2 separate regions of the Homo sapiens genome follow, and region 1 is linked to region 2. Evidence: read pairs that join two places in POLR2A ChIA-PET (ENCODE). Cell type or tissue: MCF 10A. All regions are shown on one strand.

Evidence for each region. Peaks named below come from ENCODE experiments on the same cell type or tissue, not always from the same donor. Only the 100,000 strongest peaks of a DNase experiment are listed, where the experiment ranks them.
Region 1: POLR2A ChIA-PET joins it to region 2 with 5 read pairs; 3 of 35 experiments call an interaction of 5 or more read pairs at or near these places.

Annotation. Positions count from the first base shown.
Region 1 is chr5:158,639,687-158,642,186 of GRCh38, forward strand. No RefSeq gene overlaps it. Among named protein-coding and RNA genes, the nearest start is that of LINC02227, 230 kb to the left of the region's middle. RefSeq lists an enhancer at 394-917. In MCF 10A, no CTCF peak of the experiment used is centred here; a DNase peak (open chromatin) is centred at 1,095.
Region 2 is chr5:158,383,826-158,386,325 of GRCh38, forward strand. All of the region lies in intron 1 of LINC02227 (long intergenic non-protein coding RNA 2227), which reads right to left. Among named protein-coding and RNA genes, the nearest start is that of LINC02227, 25 kb to the right of the region's middle. In MCF 10A, no CTCF peak of the experiment used is centred here; a DNase peak (open chromatin) is centred at 1,386.

The DNA of each region.
Region 1 (2,500 bases), 260 kb after region 2:
TGGACAGCTTTGCATTTTTTCTCTTTGCTTATCTATATTCCCCCTTTTTTCCTACAATGTTCAAGCTTTATTTCCATAAATTTCTATTTTAAATGAAAAGTTTGAAAAGTAAGATACCAAGGAAGGGAAGAAAATAAAAATGGGGGTTCCAAAGTCAGATCTAGCTGAGGCCCTAGCTGTGGGAATGTAATAATTTAACATGCATGACCATGCTTTGTAAAAACACACACCTCCTGTGGATATGGAGTTGTGTTTACTAGTATTTACCTCCTTCCGTTTTGGGAGAGCTGAGCCTTTCCTTAAGAATTTTCTGTGGCTGACAGGGTGGTGGCTGTGTGCTCCCCACAGGAACACCCGCCATCCTCCATAGTCCCCACAGAGCCCCACCAGCTTCCAGCTGGCCTCATTGTGGTGGTGGCAGTGGTATGTATGCATGTATGAAGGAAAGGCACTCCTGGACATTAGTCAGAGGAAAATGAGACATATGTAGAAACAGCTCCTAGATAGAATTGTGGCAACAAAGGGGTTCAAACAGCTTGGAATTCAAACCCTAGCCTCCCGTATATATGTATGTATGAGACAAGCCACATGCCTGGCCTAATCGCAGCTTCCTCATTCAGGAAAGACAATAACCCTGATGGCTCACTTGCTGGGCTATCATGACATAGGAGAAAATGAGTGTGTAGCATTTGGCAGGCAGCCTGGCATGAACCAAGTGCCCAATGCATGTCAGCTGCTGCTCATCCACCCAACAGTCCTTGCAGATGACATTCAGTGCTGATCAGCAGTTACTGTTACTGTTACAAACTATCTGGTAATGGGAAAAATCGTTATTGCATGACCCATTAATAACTGGATGGTAGGAGGAAGTAGCACCCAATGTACTACATTCTTTTGATACCAACTATCTCATCTTGGTGTTTGCAATGCAACAGGCTTGGTCCTCCAAATGGTTTCAGGGCTTTATTATATTCTGCCCAAGAGGATTTTCTTTGCCTAACTCAAGAAACAGGGCAAAAGATCAGAGAGAGAACGGCTATTGCAATGGTGAATAAATAAGGCTGTAATCTGACCACTCTTCCCACGCAGTGCTGCAAGCCTTGTGACTCATTTTTACAGCTTTGCCCTGACTGCTAGATCAGGGGCCCTGTCATTTCTTGGACATTCACTGGGTATAGTGCAACAGCATGGAGGATGACAAGCAGGTCCCCTCTGATGCCTGCAGATCTGTTTGAATCCTGGATTCTCTATCCCTTAGTGATCTCCTGTGCAAGCACCTTACCTGTCTCACTCAACTGTTTTAAGAATGGGAAATGATGTATTTAAAGAGTCTAGCATAATATCTACATAGAATAGGCACTTAATATATTTTTATTATTACTCCTCTTACTACCAAACTGAATTCAAAACAAAAGGGATGATAATCCATTTCTATCCTGTGAGGGACAAACAGCCCCTAGTGTTAGGCTCTGTTCTGAACACCATGATAACAAGGATCTAATACACTGGAGGTGTGTCTGGAAAAGATCAAGGAGATGAGAACAGTCAGTGCTGGGTGATGTCATGCTTGGCTGACACAAGGATGCTTAGTTGGACATTGACAAGAGAAGATACCTTTTTGCAAAGAATAGTAATAAAAGTAACAACAACAATTAATATTAATTACTGGTCGTTATATGCCCAACCTTGTTCTAATTTCATTGCACGCGATAAATTTGTTAATCCTCACAACAATTATTTAAGGTATATTGTCCCCATTTTAGAGATGAGAAACTGGGTCATAGGAAGGTTAACTAACTGATATATTTGGGAAATGGGATTTGAAGCTGGGGCATCCAGCTTCTGTGTCCGTGCTCTGCCCCACTGTGTCATACCCACCTCCCTTATCTAACGAGGCTGCCCTGGGGAAGGGAAATTAAACATGCTCCATTACCGAAGGAGGGCAAAATAGGTTCTATAGAAGAAACTTCAAGGAGAGAGATCTCTATATAAGAAAGGTTATCAGCAGTGATTCAAAGATTGGCTACCATTGGAGTTAGCAAGTCTTCTTTACTAGAAGTGTTTAAGTAGTTGTTGGCCATCTGGGCTGGAAAAGTTTTGAGAGGATTCTAGCATCTGGAAAATGGTTACAGTAAAGAAACTCTAAGTCTCCTTGCAACTTTAAGATTCTCCTGTGCCTAGCCTAACTGGCATTTTAAATAAGAATTTGAATGAATAACTGAATTCAATGAATCCATGAACATATCAGATCAGAGATTCACCTGATATGTGCAGAGCAATGATGACCTTTTCTTCCAGAAGCCTACAATGCTTAGTGACTTTAGATATGTCCATCAACAGAAAAGGTTATCCTTATATTGTAATTTTATATTTGACTATTTTCTTTGGTATAATTGGATGTAAAAATCTTTGCCCACAAGAGATAATGCCTACCTACTATAAAGTAGAGCACATATTAGAAGCCCTAATGAATGATGATGTCCATAGAAATATGATTCAG
Region 2 (2,500 bases):
GAAGGAAATAAGAGCTGAGCCCTGCCCTCAGGGGATCTGTTGTAGGGTAGGTATGAAACTATGACATGATGGCAAATGTGATCAGAAAATGAAGGGTGGGGCATATGAGATTTAGGGAGAACTTAGAGGGGAAAGACTGGGCTTCTATGGGGGTGATTAAGAGAGACTTTGAGCTGTCCCGATGAATAAATAAGAAGGTCCCAATAACTTTTTTCTTATATGAAATTATAAAAGTTTTTATTTAAGAAATTAAGAAAATATAAATAAAAGAAGAAAGTGAGGGTCATATTTTACGGCAGATGGTGTTGGTTGATTATCTAATATCTTTTTTCTCCTTCTTAGAAACTCAGCCTTAATTACATTCAGTGCAACAATGTGCTGCTAAAAGACTACATTACCCAGAACCCTTTGCAGCCAGTTATCAATACATTGGCTGTGTAACTAAATTCTGAGCAATTTAAGTTAAAACATTGTGTGGGACTTCCAGGAAGACTCCGTAAGGGAGATGACTTCACTAGGAAGTTTGGCCCTTTTGCCCTTCTCTAGTTTTCCTTCTTGATGGGACATGAAGGTGATGGCTAAATCTCTAGCAGCCATAGTGGACCAGGAAGTGATTTTGATGATGCCTATATGTATTTAGTCAGAATGGACCAGGTTATGCTATAATAACAAACAGTCCCCTAACCTCAATGATATTCTATTTCTACCTCACCTAAATATCCAATAGACTTCAACAAAGAACCTGTGCTAACTAGAGTCACTCCATCACCCAGGCTGATGGCAGCTTTCTCTCAACATGTGCTTTCAAAATCACAATAGTAGGTGGAAGGATGTATAATGGATTGTGCACTGACTCTTAAAGCTTCTGCTTAGAAGTGATTCATGTTACTTCCCTTTATAGTTCACTTTTCCAAAGCAAGTCACATGACACACCAACATTCAAAGGGGAAGGAAGTGAAGTCCTATCATGTTCCCAAAACGAGGGAAGAAAAAGAGTATTAGTGAACATAAATAATGACTTCCATACTATGTGCTATGATGAAGAGCAGGAAGTTAGAATGCACTTGAATTTCTAATGACTTTGTGACTTGCCATCCCAGACTTCTTCTACTTGAGAGAATAAACCCTCCTGTGTTGAAACCATTGTAATTTGGGGTTTTCCATCTCATGGAGCCAAATCCAACTGTAATGAATTTATTTTTCCCCCATCCTTCTGTCATAACCACAAATATTATTTTGATGAATGTACTGGAAAAGAATGTGTATGAGTCTTGGAGTGCCTGCCCTGCTTTCAGCCCCATTTCAGAGAAGCAGCCTCAGCACTTCCTGACCTCTACAATTCCATGTTCTGTCATGCAATCATGCCACCCTGCACACAACTGATTGGATCAAGGCCAAAAGCACCAGTGTATGGGCTGAGTAGCCCACTGGCCATGAAGTAGCCTGGCCTGAGAGGTTTGTCCAGTGCAGGGGCTCTGTATGAGGTGATGACTAAGTGAGTGAATCAGACCCTCTTACTCATATGTGGAATTTGAGACACATACTGGGAAATTAAAAAAAAAAGCTGAGAGGAAAGCAGAAGCTGAGAGAAGTTGCATTATGTGACTGTAACAATATTGCAATTTTGAATTGTGTGTAGGATGTTGTGTTCTCTGTGAGATCTCCATGTTGGTTCCAAGAACTTCCCTGTTTTTCCTTTCTTCTGCGTGGCCTTATAATAAACTCCTTATATATTAGTCTGTTCTCACACGGCTATAAAGAACTGCCTGAGACTGGGTAATTTATAAAGGAAAGTGATTTAATTGACTCACAGTTACCCATGGCTGGGGAAGCCTCAGGAAACTTACAATCATGGGAGAAGGGGAAGCAAACATGTCCTTCTTCACATGGCAGCAGGAGAGAGAAGTGCAGAGTGAAGTGAGGGAAGTCCCTTATAAAACTATCAGATCTCGTGAGAACTCACTTACTATCATGTGAACAGCATAGGGGAAACTGCCCCCATGATTCAGTTATCTCTACCTGGTCCTGTGCTTGACAACGTTGGGATTACTACAATTCAAGGTGAGATTTGGGTGGGGACACAGAACCAAACCATATCACCCTATGACATGATAAAAAATTAGATCCTAACCAACAGTGTGTATCCTTCTCTCATCTGTTTTTATTTATGTTTTATCGATAGATGATTTTTTATAATGGTACTTACTTTTCTCTTTTACTTAGTAGTATATCATGACAATCATTCCATGCCTTTAAACATTCTTTAAAACAACACAAGAACGGGCATGTAGTATTCTATTGTACAACTGCACCTATGTAATCAATCCCCTAATGTTGGACATTTATGTCGTGTCCCATTTTTGTTTGCATATTTGCTTTTGCTTTTATATACAGCAGCAAAGTCAACATTCTTGAAGCTAAATATTTGCATGTATCCATGATTGTTTTTTTCTTAAAGAGAGAAGGTCTTTTTATGTTCTTTGGGCAGGACTTGAACTTA